2 separate regions of the Mus musculus genome follow, and region 2 is linked to region 1. Evidence: chromatin loops called from intact Hi-C (ENCODE). Cell type or tissue: left cerebral cortex. All regions are shown on one strand. Each heading gives the region's core, and the rest is flanking DNA. Links, peaks and the distances in the headings are about the cores only. Region 1 has its middle 57 kb from the start of Gm29908. Region 2 has its middle 13 kb from the start of 8030451O07Rik.

Evidence for each region. Peaks named below come from ENCODE experiments on the same cell type or tissue, not always from the same donor. Only the 100,000 strongest peaks of a DNase experiment are listed, where the experiment ranks them.
Region 2: it touches region 1 in a loop (4-fold over the local background); 6 of 42 quality-filtered maps call a loop at or near these places.

Annotation. Positions count from the first base shown.
Region 1 is chr16:72,601,874-72,610,222 of GRCm38, forward strand. It overlaps a transcript of Robo1 not described here. Among named protein-coding and RNA genes, the nearest start is that of Gm29908, 57 kb to the right of the region's middle. In left cerebral cortex, for the core only: a CTCF peak has its summit at 3,395 (motif pointing left); a DNase peak (open chromatin) is centred at 3,398.
Region 2 is chr16:72,217,621-72,225,969 of GRCm38, forward strand. It overlaps a transcript of Robo1 not described here. Among named protein-coding and RNA genes, the nearest start is that of 8030451O07Rik, 13 kb to the right of the region's middle. In left cerebral cortex, for the core only: a CTCF peak has its summit at 586 (motif pointing right); DNase peaks (open chromatin) are centred at 594 and 4,672.

The sequences.
Region 1 (8,349 bases), core at 104-8,103:
GCCAGAAGCTGGAAAGAACCCAGATGCCCCTCAACAGAGGAATGGATACAGAAAATGTGGTACATCTACACAATGGAGTACTACTCAGCTGTTAAAAAGAATGAATTTATGAAATTCCTAGCCAAATGGATGGACCTGGAGGGCATCATCCTGAGTGAGGTAACACATTCACAAAGGAACTCACACAATATGTACTCACTGATAAGTGGATATTAGCCCAAAACCTAGGATACCCAAGATATAAGATACAATTTCCTAAACACATGAAACTCAAGAAAAATGAAGACTGAAGTGTGGACACTATACCCCTCCTCAGAAGTGGGAACAAAACACCCTTAGAATGAGTTACAGAGACAAAGTTTGGAGCTGAGATGAAAGGATGGACCATGTAGAGACTGCCTTATCCAGGGATCCACCCCATAATCAGCATCCAAAAGCTGACACCATTGCATACACTAGCAAGATTTTATCGAAAGGACCCAGATGTAGCTGTCTCTTGTGAGACTATGCCGGGGCCTAGCAAACACAGAAGTGGATGCCCAGTCAGCTAATGGATGGATCACAGGGCTCCCAATGGAGGAGCTAGAGAAAGTACCCAAGGAGCTAAAGGGATCTGCAACCCTATAGGTGGATCAACATTATGAACTAACCAGTACCCCGGAGCTCTTGACTCTAGCTGCATATGTATCAAAGGATGGCCTAGTCGGCCATCACTGGAAAAAGAGGCCCATTGGACACACAAACTTTATATGCCCCAGAACAGGGGACCGCCCGGGCCAAAAAGGGGGAGTGGGCGGGTAGGGGAGTGGGGGTGGGTGGGTATGGGGGACTTTTGGTATAGCATTGGAAATGTAAATGAGCTAAATACCTAATAAAAAATGAAAAGAAAAAAAAAAAGACCCCACTCAGAAACACATCTCCTCCAACAAGGACATACATACCTCCTCCGACAACAACACACCTCCTATCCTGCCCAAACTGTTCATCAACTGGGGATTAAGCAAGCAAACATTCAACTCCCAAATTTTCTTCCAGATATTACTTAATGTTGTCATATTGACCAGTAAATTTTGTTCCACTTAAATGGTTTTGTCTTTATGTGTTTGTTTTGGGTTGGTGTGCTCTGTTTTGAGACAGGATCTTTTGTAGTCTAGTCCACCCAAGAGGTCATTCTGTATACCAGGATGGTCTTCCAACTTTCGGCCATCTGCCTCTGCCTCCTAAGTGCCAAGGTGTTGTGTTTAAGTCAGTTCCATTTAAGTACCTTAAATTAGTAGACTTTATCACTGCAAAGCACTTACATGAACAGACATTAACTGATACTATGAGTCAAATTTTGGCATCCTAAAGATTGCTGAACACACAACTAACAGTATAATTTGTTTCCACTGGCAGCCAGTTATTACTAATGATTAAACAGATAAATGTTTCCACAAATTAATGATTATTAAATTTATAGCCATTAACTACCATAACTTCACTGAGAATAAAAAAAAAGAAAACTCCTTCTGCTGAAACAAGTTTATTGATAAAATCAGGTCTCTTGCTTTCCTGCTATGCTCTGAAAAAGTTTGACTCCGTTTACTTAAAAAGTAATTAAATAGAGCAACCCAGTATGTACAACTTATACCTGCATGCTTGTACAACATTGCTAAGAATTTCTATGTTTATAAAAATATAAACTCATAGCACTGCAAATTTAACTTCTGTGTGGATTAAGTAAGACAAGCTTCAAGTCTTCCTACATTCTGATCCTTTCTCTACCCTCAGTTCCTGTCCAAAGTACTAATCCAGACAGTCGCTTAAACTGTACATCATTTGTAAGTCTAATGTTATACAATTTAACAAGGTGGTAGATATTTATAATAAAGAGTTGTAACTCGATTCAACAATCATCCTATTTTACTTGGGCCATATAATAGATATTCTAGTAACATAATGCTTCACTATATCAACCAACTAGCAGAGTTAAAATATGGTCCCATGGGAAACCGACCAAATTTAGTGTGAAATCGAATACAACAGTCAGGGCCACTCCTTGAGCTGAGCATTTTGAGACCATTGTGGTCTGTGACAGAAGGTGAAAGAGAGAACCTTTTTCCCTTCCAAAATTGTTACACTCCCACCAACAAGCAAAGTAAGTAAGTTTTAAACATATGTAAATTGGGGCACCCTTGACACCAGGACATCACAAACTGTCTGCTCACTTAACAAGGCTTTAGAAAGCTCTCTTCAGGCAGTACATCAGCACTTGATACAGAGTGGTGCACAGTGTCTGAGGAGGATTAAAATCAGTTTTGTCACTAAACCCTCTTTGTTATTTTTTCCTTTCTTCAACAAAAATCGTTTATTCCCTCCTAAGATGTCCTCTGAATTTTCCACTGATGTTCCTTATCATTAGTCGTTCAAATTACAAAGATTAGGTAGGAGTTTACTTAGCACCCATTTGCACTTCCGAATTTCAGAATAGAGAGAAGAAAAGAAGGGAAGAGATGGATGGAGAGAAAGGAAAGGAGGATTGGGGCAGGGAAGGGGGGGAGAATGTCAGAAAGGAAGGCAGAAAGACAGGGAGCACAGTGACACCGTTCCTGTCCCTTCATTTCAGAGAAAAAGATGACTTACAGTCAGCGTATCAACAATATCAAAGGAGTTTGGGAAGCCTGCCTCCATATCACCAGGAAATGTCAACAGTTTAAAATTAATCAACAGACTCAATCTTGAAACAATGTTATTTATATCAAACTAATACGGTTTAACTTTAAAATTAGGACAGTCTTTTGAATACCCTTTGACTCTTGATGTCTGCTTTTCCTTTCGATAACGGAAGTTGTGTTATCTGTGTCCTGAGACAGACAAATGTCTAGAATTCCCCCTATGTTTCATGTGAATCAGCTTTCCCATTGATCAGAATGATTACGCTTCTACACGAGAACTGGCTTTGATTTTTTAAATTTAAATTCTTTAAAATTTCTAATAGTTACTGGTAATTTGTAATTAGCTAAAGGTTCACATCAAAATGTCTGATGATATTGTAAGAGAATCAGCTATTGATTTTTGAATTCTTGCAAATCCATGGGAAGTTTTAGGACCTTATTTTCCAAAATACAGGGGAGAGGGAAGAAAAATTACACGAAGTAATGCTTTAGTGTTCACTGCAGTTGTGGCTGGTTGACGCCTATGGAATAACTCTCCTTAAATACAATGTAGAGACTTAAATGTGTTATGCATATGTATGCATGCATGAGTATAAAATCAGGGATTGCTTACTTCCACGTGAAAGCGTATATTTATTAGAAAGCAGAGGAAATCCTGATTCTTAGACATGAGATTTCTGTACCTTGTTTATCACTCCTGCTTATGAAGAGCTCTGCTTGTCCAAACGACTGCCCTCTAGTGGAAACCGTGCAGTTTGCAGCTGAAACTTCTAAGGAACAGATGTTTGCCTGCAAGCAGTCTCTCTCTGTAGCCTCTCTCTTGGAACAAGTATTTTTTTTCCACATATATTATTATGTCCAGTGTAAAACCAACAAGATTTCATAGATCACAATAGCCTATTTCTCGCACCATTAAAAATAGACTTGTTTCTACGAATAAACATTTGGTTTGGACAAAATTGTATTTTCCCTACTGAAAAGTTTTATTTTTAAGAGATAAATTATTTCTCTTTTCATATGTAACTAAATTATAATTAAAGTGTTTAGTTGTCAAAACTTTGAATACCTGTTATGAAACCCATACTTGGAAAGTATACTGCAAAAATACCCATTGTGCTGATATATTAAAGAGTAATTTCTTCCTTTCCTCAAAAAATAGAATAGGTTCTTTATGCAGGTTTTGTGGCTATCAACTGTGTATTAGTTAATGATATTCCTTGGCAACGTATATAAAGTGCCTTGAGACAATTTATCCTTTGCAAGGAAAATCCTATTAGACTAAGAAAAACACCTGCTTGCTTAGGGAATCTCAGTTTCACATTGTCCCTTGACACAGTGTTTAAAAATTCAGCAAATAGTTTCACTAAACTTCACTCTTAGGATCCAGATGACAAATGCACTTCTCTTTAGGCATGCCGGTGTGTTCCAGAGACATTGTGAGAGATTCGGTTTTCATACTCATGTACTGGGAAAGAAAGTGCCAAGAGAATTTTCTTTTTTTTTTTTTTTAATTAAAAACATTTTCATTTTATTACTTATTTACTTTTTTTTTCCATTTTTTATTAGGTATTTAGCTCATTTACATTTCCAATGCTATACCAAAAGTCCCCCATATCCACCCACCCCCACTCCCCTGCCCACCCACTCCCCCTTTTTGGCCCTGGTGTTCCCCTGTACTGGGGCATATAAAGTTTGCAAGTCCAATGGGCCTCTCTTTCCAGTGATGGCCGACTAGGCCATCTTTTGATACATATGCAGCTAGAGTCAAGAGCTCCGGGGTACTGGTTAGTTCATAATGTTGTTCCACCTATAGGGTTGCAGATCCCTTTAGCTCCTTGGCTACTTTCTCTAGCTCCTCCATTGGGAGCCCTATGATCCATCCATTAGCTGACTGTGAGCATCCACTTCTGTGTTTGCTAGGCCCCGGCATAGTCTCACAAGAGACAGCTACATCTGGGTCCTTTCAATAAAATCTTGCTAGTGGAGAATTTTCTTTTTGAATTCTATAAACCTTTATCCCGTAGAATGATCACAATGCCGCCACCTGAGTTCCTGCACATGCTGACATCATTTCTTTAATTAGTGGTCACTAAGAAGCCTGAGGCATAAAATTGTTCAATGTACATGGATAAAATTCCACCTGGCATTTCACACAAGAACAAATCCAACTGGCCAGTTCATTGTTGTTGTTGTTGTTGCTGCTGTTTTGGTTTTTTTTAAAAGACTTATTTATTTATTTTATTTATATGAGTACACTGTCACTGCCTTCAGACACTCCAGAAGAGGGCATTGTATTACAGATGGTTGTGATCCACCATGTGGTTGCTGAGAACTGAACTCAGGACCTCTGGAAAAGCAGTCAGTGCCATTAACTACTGAGCCATCTCCCCAGCTCCCCAACTGGTCAGTTCTAATTGTGAGCTCCAAGGGAACTACAGTGATGTTTGGTTGTCCAACAGTATGCCTTTCTTGGCTGTTTGTACAATGAATGCATCGATCAGTTCAGAAAACATGGTAGCTGTCCTTTTACACATTATTTGAAGTTACAGGCTTGACTTGGCTATAAAGAACTTATACAGCATTCATTTTTTTTCACTAATAAACATAACCTTTGTGGTAGTCACGGGCTTTTTTTCCCTGAGGCTAGATTATATAGGTCATCCTTCCTTTGTATGGAGCTAAGCAAGGTTTCTCTTTTCTTCTTTCATTGATAAAAAAAATGTTGAATTTTGCTATGTTAAGTCACAGTGTAAGAATTCTCTTCTGCAACAGGGGAACTCATCACTGTCTTATGTGTAGCAGGAAAAATTCTTCCCTGTTCCTTCCGTTTGACTATATTTTGAAAAATATATTTTTGCCAAGCCACCTATAAATTCTCTCAACTGAATCTTAGATCAAGACTCTTACATTGAAGCCACATGAAAGTGAAATTTAATTCTATCCAAACTAAATTAAGTCAATATGACTCATGTTCCAATCATGCATGTTAGCATTTTTAGACTTTTGTAGAGTAAAATACCTTGTGATGATAATTTGGGTGTGAATACCTTCAGAGTATTCATTTATTCACAATCACCAAGTAGAAAAATCATTAATTTAGTTCTAAGCACCTTCATATACATCAGAACTTAATGGCCTACTTTATTAAGTATATAATCTTTAGAATGCTGGACTTGGAAGGTTTTTTTAATTACTGTTTATAGACTCAAGGAAATTATAGCTAAAGGAATGAGTGTTGGTTTCACACAGGATATAGAGCTCAAAATAACATTTCTAAGGAGAGAGTTAAAATATTGGCAGCTGATAGTATTTGCTATAAATTAGGACTTGTGATATTAGGAATATAATTTTATATTAAATGTAATTTACAAAGCTTAACAGTGTTCAGCATTGACTTTTTCTGTTATGAGAAAATAAATTAATAAATATGTCCAATTTCTATCTTGTCCCAGCAGGACAATAGGTCTCTTAGGCTCTTCTGCCTAGAATTTAATTAGCTGACATTTCCTTATGACGCCCATGTACAGAATGCCTTACGATAATGCATACAGAGGTCTTAGGTACCGGCCAAGAGCATAGGTTCTGAAATACAAATTGCTGGGCTGAAGAATCCAACTCCACATTTTAAAAATTATCTATCTTCCAATATCGTAGTAAGCCTAATTCGTAAATGTCTTATAAAATATGTAAAAGGTAATTTTTAAAATTCCCAACAAAGCAAAAGCACTTGGTAACTTGTAGGTATTGTTCACATGCGCAAAATTGTAGATTTTTCAGATGGGGAAGTTGCAACACAGTAAATGTCTTCCAATTGTCAGATTCCAGGTATAAGAAAAAGTCAGAATTTAGACCCAGGAATTCTGTAATTATTCTTCCAAACACTACACTACACCACGTCATCATGAATCACTAATGATGGTCTTTGGACTAGTAACTTTGGAGCCATCCAGGTCAAGGTTAGAATCTAAGACTTTTGATCCCAATGTTGAGATTAGAATAGAGCGATGTATTATTGATGACATTAGTATACTCCTCTGTAAGATTAAGCACATTCTCAAAGTGCAGCACAAACCACCGCGGAAATTCGATTTACATCTACCTTAATGTGTAGGTTCCACCCAAAAGTACCTGCCAATCCATCACACAACCTGGCCGAAATTGCCTACTTTTGAGAAGAGGGTGTTTTCATTGGAACAGGTTAATTATTCTCTGCTTCTACAGTAATGCCCTTTGTTTCTGTTGGCCTTTGTGGAAGAAATAAGAGTATTGTTGTTAAATTTAACTGCAATTCACAACCTAGAACTTTTTAGTTGGGGGTTGAAGAGATGACTCAGTGGTTAAGAGCACTGACTGCTCTTCCAAAGGTCCTGAGTTCAAATCCCAGCAACCACATGGTGGCTGCAAACCATCTGTAATGAGATCTGATGTCCTCTTCTGGGGTGTCTGAAGATAGCTATGGCGTACTTACATAAAGTAAATAAATGAATTTTTTTTTAAAGAACATTTTAGCTGAGTTTTCAGTTTATTGTACAACTATTTTAGTAAAGAACAGAAAATACTATGGTTAAATGTTTGTTTTCTCTGATTATTATCTTTGCAGATATAAATTGCTTCATGGATTGTTTTTTAATTTCTATGTAGAAGAAGTGGCAAACCATAGGTATATAGATGTAGAGCTGACCATCAGAGCGTTACATAGAAGGATGGATGGATGAATAGATGAGTGGGTGGATGGATGAATGTAGATATAAAGAAACAACAAATTATTTTCAGAAATACTCATAAAACACAATATTTGATAGCAACAACCAAATGTAATAAGTTCCTTTTAACACTTCTGTTTCATACTACAAAGCCAAATATCTTAATATCTCCAGGGTTTCAGTTTGTTTTTTGTTTTGTTTTGTTTTTTTGTCCCTTGCTTATTCTATCATGGTCAATATTCACACACACACACACACACAAAATTATGTTCATTTAAAATAAACTATTGGGACCTCTGCAACTTGTACATAAATCATTTCTGAAGGCCTCAACAGAAGACACAAACTCTTTCACAAGAGAAGTAGAGACCACACCCGACAAAGGAAGTTGCATGCCCCACGTAAGCTAAGCCGGTCTTTCTCCAGACTGTAGACCTCAGTGGGCAATGAGTCAAGAGGCATGAGTGTGAGAGAGTGGTGAGGAGTCAGCGTGGGCATCATGGTGGGAAGCTGGCTAACCCAGGGAGAAGATAGCGCTCTGGGACCACTCCCTTGAGTGATCTGGGGGTTTTAGTTTAGCTCGTGGGCCCTTTAATCATTATACACTGCGAACATTTCTATGGTTGGATTTTTCTGTTTCTTTGCATTAACTCAAAACTCTTTCAAACCATCCTAACATTTTCATTCTAAAGGGATTCACGTGCACTCATTTTCATCACGTGCCATGTTTATATTTAATCAATGAGATTTATAATGCGTTAGGATTAGGGAAAAAATCACCTTCAGTTTATTCTTAAAGTTTCTACTTGGGCTTTAATGGTTTGCATGACCACAATGACTGTCAGGAGTTGATAAAAGACATTTGCAGAAACTAACACGTTGACTCCAGGCATTTAAGCAAGATACTGTTAAGGAATGCTGTTTAAATAGAATAATTACTTTATCTACCTGTAAAATTTCTTTCTAGCATCTTATATGTGTTCAGTTGGATA
Region 2 (8,349 bases), core at 339-8,338, 380 kb before region 1:
ATTTTTTTTAATCACTTTCCATTTCTTGACTTAGATACATACTAATGCTATATTTAGGATATGTCCTCATGTGACATATCTCATTGTGAGGCAACTTCTCTCCTTGTTTGAGCTTAACCAGGTAACACAGTTTGCACAGTGGAATAGAATGGTAAGAATCTCACAATCTGAGCAAAGCCGCAATAGCCATTGAGACGTTTTTGAGATTTTTTGATCTTGCCCTCTACAACAGAGTGCTATGGCATGGTTCGCTTGGGAACTGAAACGCTGCAGCTTGGCGCTGCCTGGGAGAATTCCACCCAGTCACAGAGGCCAGAGATATCTCTAACTAGCCCTTGTGTGACTTGAATGGAAAAATGCAAGTTTTCCAATATTTACTAACTTTTCCATACGGCTCACTCAGTATCCAAAACATTTCCCTTCTTCTTCTATAACACCCAAAGTAGTGTGAGAATAGAGTCTCAGGCGTTGCCACATTACATTTGAATAACTCTGACGGTAATCATTCTAGGCAAGGGAGAACACAAGTGTTGTTCCACAATTTTACTTCAATACAAGCTCCTTATTTCCTCATACACTTCTACTTTCTTACCACCAGATGGCGCTCTGAGTCTAGCTAGCCAATAATCACACAAACCACATTTAATTGCATTTTACTTACAGGAGATAATCTCTTCCTAAAAGTTAAGATTCAGTCATTCCTTAGAATCCCAAACATTCACTCATTTGCACATTTTTCCTATTAATTTCTTTGGCAATAAAAGGTATGAATGGGATTCTTCACAGAGCTATTTCCTAGTATAGTAATAATACCTACTATGATTGTTACTAACTTCTATCATATAGAAAACGCCAAATAATCATTATGTATTAATAGTAATTTTGTATTACATATATAACTGAAATTTTTACCATATTTAAAGCTTGGTGCTCTCTATATCATATTTAAGTCTTCAGATCAGAATGTAAACAATGCAACAGTTGGCCGACCTAGAGGTAAAGATTTAAGAACCATGATTGCTAACCATAGGTTCAGATCTATTTAAAGGAGGTCAAATCTGACGAAGAAAAAAATACCAGGACATGAGAACATTGTCGGATCAGTGGAATGGAAAGAGGCTCTTCGGCAAGGGAGATTGCCATGGTACAACTGAAAAGTTGGCTGAAAATACCAAAGAGATCATTTGTTTTGTTTTGTTTTCTAGGGTCATAATCAAGAAGATGTTGAATGGATGAGAGTGATGGACACTAGGAAATATTCTAGGAACGTAAAATGAATTGATGGAAGTTGGGTTATTAGTAAATGGCGCAAGGACATAGGCAATTCTGTAATGATGGCATCACTTATGTTGAAATAAGCCTCTGTGTGATGAATAAAGGGAAACAAGAAAGACAACGGACTCAAGAATGGGAGCTGGGTTATATAAAAAGGCTCTTGTAGATAGCGAAGGAATACTGAGCGTGTCTTTAGACTAAGAAAGGTCATCCAAATCACAGCGCCCCCAATGGAGGAGCTAGAGAAAGTACCCAAGGAGCTAAAGGGATCTGCAATCCTATAGGTGGAACAACATTATGAACTAACCAGTACCCCGGAGCTCTTGACTCTAGCTGCATATGTATCAAAAGATGGCCTAGTCGGCCATCACTGGAAAGAGAGGCCCATTGGTCAGGCAAACTTTATATGCCCCAGTACAGGGGAACGCCAGGGCCAAAAAATGGGAATGGGTGGGTAGGGGAGTGGGGGGGGGACTTTTGGGATAGCATTGGAAATGTAAATGAAATAAATACCTAATTTTAAAAAAAGACCTATAAAGGGAAGTAGACACAATTTAAAAAAAGAAAAAAAGAAAAAGAAAAAGAAAGGTGATCCAAAAAAGAAAATTGACATTACCATATAATAGAAAGGGGATATACAGTATTAACAATTTTGAATTCTTAGACTTACAGAATTTTAACTTGGATCACAAATTCTTTGACAAGACTATAGGAAACTGCTATTGTTATCAGTTATCTGTGTGAGGATAAGAAGATATACCCATAGTTGGAAAATAAAATAATGTGTTACATATGAAAACTTCATGTATAATTTTACCAAGGACTACTATTGGTAAATTCACCCCATTGGTATGCTCAATTGAAATATATACCTGATCATTTCTTTCTTTGTACTTCAACTGGAAAAGTTATTAAATGAAGTGATTCCATTAATTTCTGGTAGTAGGAATTAATTAGAATCAACTCATAAGGAAAAATAACTAAGCTAATTAAAGTATAGATTTATTTCTATATTTTACACTAGAAAAATACATAGTACTATGTAAAATGATAATAGATATTATATACTTGAATATTTCTTAATGGGTATATTTTTTAAAAAGCCTACACAAGAATCATATATAAATATTTTTAAGCTTTGTGTGAGAATGATGTCGAGTAAAATTCTATGAATATTGGGAATAGGGAAGGCAAGTTAGATGGTAGCCTTCTGATAATCATAACATAAACCCCTCTTAAAGCTATATAATTAGAGAATCAATGTTATAATAATTATTCAAATATACAAATGTTTTAAATTAAGGAGTATCACTAGAAATTTCCACATAGCCTATATCATGTCTTGACAATATTTCTCCATGCATTCCTTTCTTTATTAACAAGTTTTCTCCCCTTTTCTAGTGCACTTTCTACAATGTCATATTTTTTCATCTTTAGTTTTAAAATATGATATATAGCATATCATATTTGTGCTCCTTGTGTTGCAAACATTTCATATACATATGTAAGGTGAGAGCGATAAAAAAAATGATGAGAGAGGGTTTAAAGTTATAAGTAAAACATATCATTGAGTAAAGAGAATATAGGCCTTTTCTGACAGCTCGTGTGAGCGACATTCGTGTGACCGTTATTTTATTTTCAATTACGTGGATAATCTATGTGGGCATGATTAAACACTGTCAGGTTTTAACTTTGGTATTCTGGGTATGCAAAGATATTGTAATCATGTATCATAGCCAGTGATCATTCTGTCTGACTGAATTGGCCAATTCTAGAAGGAAACTCATATCCTAGCACACTTTGGACAGAAAGTCACGTGCAGGACAGGGGGTGATTATTTTAGACTGTGTCACATGCAGTGGCATATATAACACAATATATATTAAACCAAGATTACACCTGGATGTATATGACCACATCAGTAAAATTCTTTCTAAAATGGCTGCATACCTTACCCAGCAGACAATCTCTGGCAGCAAACATCCAGAGTATCTGGCTGTTATAAACTTTATGCTTCTTTTATTATTATTATTACATAATTTTATTTACATTTCAAATGTTATCCCCTTTCCTAGTTTCCCCTCCGAAACACCCCCCATTGCTTCCCTCCTCTCCCTGCTCATCAACCCACCCACTCCTGCTTCCTGGCCCTGGCATTCTCCTGTACTTGGGAATAGAGCCTTCATACCTTATTGATGACCAACTAGACCATCCTCTGCTACATATGGAGCTGCAGCCATGAGTTCCACCATGTGTTTTCTTTGGTAGGTTGTTTAGTCCCAGGGAGTTCTGGGGGTACTGTTTTGTTCACGTTTGAAGTTCCTCCTACTGGGCTGCAAACTCCTTCAACTCCTTGGGTTCTTGTCAGGCCTAGATGTCAAACTTGTTTTTGGAAATGTGTCACTTGGTGTTGGCCACTCCACAGTCACTTATTCTGACCAGTTTTGTATCTCTGGAATAGTCTCCACCTTTGGCAAAAGGAAGACTTTGGAAGAGTATTAAGTGCTACACTCATCAATTAATCATGTATAAATTAATGGTTTCTGAGAAAAGACCAACAGCTTCCTGTAGGGATGAGTTGGCCCAGAGGTTGCCTTATCTATTCCAAGTGGGAATCCTGAACACATGTACCTAACAGTGACACGAAATAGACTCACGTGTGTGTATGTGTGTGTGTGTGTGTGTGTGTGTGTGTTTGATGTATCATTATGGCTAACATGTAATAATATTTAAAGAAGGAATTATTAATTTGGTAGGAGACACAAGAGGTTGAAAGAGAAGAGGAGTAATTTTCATACAATTTCTCACGTTTGAAGTTCTAAAAAAAAAAATTACATACCTCTTAGCCAGAGATGATTTATAAAATTTTACACATCCTTTAGAGGGAACATTCCACACTTAAAACATTTCAAGGCAATAACTGTATTAACTTTCATTAAGCTGGGCATCATTCCAGTGAGCACTGAATCTAAGTTTTTTTATATATCATTTTGCGTGTGTAAATAATATAGCACTAATGATATTTTGTAAATATTTGTCCATCTATATGATTGGAAAATTCCAAGAGGTTATTAGACTATCTCAAATGGAATTTGAAAAAAAAACTCAAAAAATAAGCCACTGAAGACACAAACTCTTAACAGTTAAAGGAATGTGTGTGAACAGCCACAGAGAGCCTTGCTGGTTGAGGGGAAATTTGCATCTTCACAATAAGTGTTATATGAAAAGCAGAGCCCTTTTCACATGCTAGCTCAGCTATTGAAGTTATTCTTATCTCCTATCTGGACTACTGCCTAGTAAGAATAGGAAATTCTTCATTCATTTTACCAATTATATCTGCCATGTGCAGGCAATGCAGAGCCTTGGCGAACATTCAGACAGCCTGCGGATTGAATTTGTTGGTAGAGGACACTCAGCATTGTTCAGCAGTGCAGGAAGCTGGGCTGGCTTTAATAATACATGAGGGCTGCTTTGGACGATTTTTCAGGCTCTTGTGTTGACTGCATGCATGCTGCTATGAGCCATGAAGTCTGCCCACTTCAGGCTCTGTTAAGAAAAGAAACTCAGCACAGAAGGCTTGTGGAAATTTGTGTTTTATTGGCCAGATCAACCTCTCCAAATCAAACCTATTTTAAAATTGAAAGCATAACATTGGCCAAACATTTATTTGAGCTTCATAGATTCATGTCTTTGCAACATTCGATGTGGAAATATTGTAAAGTGTATAGGTCCAGTCCTTAGAATTTTGTCAAATAGTAAAACACTTGTTTTACAGAGGGGGTACATTAAAAAATGTAGACATGATGAGATTCTTTTCTTTAGATTCAATAAAAATCCAGTGAGTGTGTCATCTGTAATATTAAACTGCATATATAATGATGCATTCATTTTAGTTTCTTTGTTTGAATTTATATCTAGTGCTGAGAAGTATTTATGTAGAAGACAAAGGACTTCAACCACTGAATTAAAAATCATTATAGGTTCTTTATATCATACACAGTCTGATGTCTGTGTGTCTGTCTATGTTTCTGTCTGTTTTTCTGTCTGTCTCTATTTCTCTCTGTCTCTGTCTCTCTGTCTCTCTGTCTCTCTGTCTCTCTCTGTCTCTCTGTCTCTCTGTCTCTCTGTCTCTCTCTCTCTCTCTCTCTCTCTCTCTCTCACACACACACACACACACACACACAGAGGGGGTGAAAGATAGGGGATTCTTCTAATCCATTTAAATGAGTCATGTAGATTGTGGACCCTAATATTTAGCCAAAGATATGACATGTAAGTAAAAATGACAAAAGAAAAATATTGTAGTGTACAAACAAAACTTACAATGGGTTCATAAACCATAGCTCATCTTCTAATGTTTAATTTTTGCAAAAAGCTTTAACAGAATAATGCTATATCTAAATTCTTTAAGAAATACCTGGACAACAGACTGTACTCAATACTACAAGAATATCAGAGAGGTGGAAATAGCATACACACTCACTCACAAACACACATACACACACACAAACACACACACGGAGTCTTAGTTCTGAGCAAAATGTCCTGGTTGGAACTGAGGCCACTGAGTAAAACTACTTAGTTCCATTCTTTCTTTTGTCCAGACAAGTTGCACAATTTGTCAGTGAGTGCATCAGCTTGGGGCCCTCCCATTCTTCTCCCCCCCCCCCGACCCCCCAGGCAGCCTACATTTCACACTCTTCTCCATATCCTCTATCCAGGCTCCTTAATGGTCCAGCTACCTGCCTCCAAAAGCAAAGAGCAGTGTCATAATCACCATCATGATTGATGGCGCATAGAGTGACAAGTCTACAGAACAAGGAGCTTTGAGGACAATGGCTTCATCTTGAAAAGTGAAGTGTATACTAAGCCTTTGATCTGAAAATGTGTCCCACTGCAATCACACCTTCTAAAGCTTCACAAGTGTCAAAATCATAATATCTTCGGATCTTTTGGGGCAATTGAGTTTTGCCAATAAAGTACATAGGTTTGATTTTAACTTTCTTGTAAATTAAACAACAGCATCATGTTTAGACTTCACTAGTATATGCTAAAGGAAGCAAATCAGTAGCCTGGCAATCAACAATCAGAAAGACCAGAGAATAGACTCCTGTCGACCATGGCTAATTCGGGATATTTTGATTAAATTCCCTGCAGTGTAAATGCTAGCTCTGACAAGGCAGCATTCTCCTTGGCTTATGTAGGTCAAACAATGACTTAATTGCTCTATAAAGATGTCAGTATAAATTGAATTACTTCTCAGTTATGTAGTGAATTTACTAGACATGGGGGCAGAGGGACTTTACATGAAACAGTAATTTAATTACCTTCCTGGAACCGAAGGTATAGCTTGAGTTCATGCTAATTGTCATATTGTAATGACTTTTCTCTGTTTTTTTCTTTTCTTTAAAACTGAAGGACTTTTTTTTAATATGCCTCAGTGTTTTCTCTTCTTAAAAGAAGTGTTACAATATAAGCCTACACATATATTATTACACAATTAAGTTACTCTAGATAGTCTGTTAGTTTTCAGTCATGGAACATATAAAGTTAGGTTGCATTGTTTCGTGTTTTCTTATTAAATGTCACAGTTAAAAAGGTACAGATCAGTGAAAACTCTTGGAAATGGGTTCTTAGAGTCCCTTAACTACACTGTCCATTTGTTTGCTATGGCCCTTCCGGTTGTTAGCTTTCACGTAAGTTTCTTTTGTCTCCTGGAATTTTTACACATCAGTAATTGGAAATTAATTTTCATCTCCAAAGCTTAATTCCTCTGCTATATATACCATATTCCATGCGAAGGCCGAGTTACTGTTGATTCATTGTGTTTAATCCAAACAGCACAATTTCAATTCCTTTAAGCTTTGACTTCTTTTATTATATTTTCCTGTCTCTGTTTTTATATATAATAGGCACTTTAAGTTAGAAGATCTGCTTCTTCCATTAGTGAGAAAAGACACATCATAATTTCCTCAAGAAAACTTTGAAGTGTTTGGATTCCTCTCCCTCCTGGTATAATCTCTTTCCATGGTACTGTTTCTGTTTGAGGTTGTTTATCTCTGAATGCTGGACACAGGGCTTCTCTCCCATAAGGTCTCAGTACCGTGTCTGTTGTCTTTCTCCAGTTTAATGCCTGGTCTTAGTACTTTTTACACATTATTTTATCCTGATGATTATGATGAAATCTATGTGATGAAATTGTTCCTGTTTAGAAAAGAAAAGTACCCATAGGGTTCTGTTTTCCTCTTTTTTTTAAAGTCATTTCACAGTAACAACTCAATTCTGTAGGGTACGACAGAGACACAGAATAAAGAATGCAACAACAAAGATGTTAACACATTTTACAAGTTAACTCAAAGAAATTAGCAACATCTCCTAGGACTTCATGACTCATTCTTTAAAATAGTGCAACCCTGCTTCTGTCTCCTCTCTCTCGCAGCTTTGGAGGGTTCCCTGAAGTATGTGCACATACCTCAAATACCTTGAAATATGTGAACTTGGAGTATTAGCTATGTTGGTTTATATATTAAGTAAAATTGGCAAAACTAGATGAAGTCTATGGAGAAAAAGAATCCCTTGATTTCTTCATATCTGGATTTATTCGGAATTCATGAAATCTTATTAGGAATTTTTATCTTCACTCTATTCAAACGACACTTGATACATTAAAGGCCTTTCAAGGTATTTGTGTTGTATGGATTGAGCAATTTCTCCAGACCTTAGAACCAGCAATGAGTAAGGTTTTTATAACTACTTCAGGGTTTTCTAAGGCCATAAAGCAAGCAATAAAGTCCAACATAAGCTCTTAAGTACTCTTAAAAAGTTGCATCATGTGGCTGAAGTATCAGCATTGGTCTCTGACCACCTTCTCTGTGCTTAGGACACTCTGCTCCTTAGCTGCTGGATCTGCAGGCTGAATCTGCCCACTATGGAAGATAAAATAGAGTTTTATAATATTGTCCTATGGACATTAGTAGAATCTCCATTCTAAATACAGAGTGCATAAGTGGGAACATCTAAGTTATTGAAATTTCAGGAGCTCAAATGTGATGTTCAATATCTTCAGAGAAAATA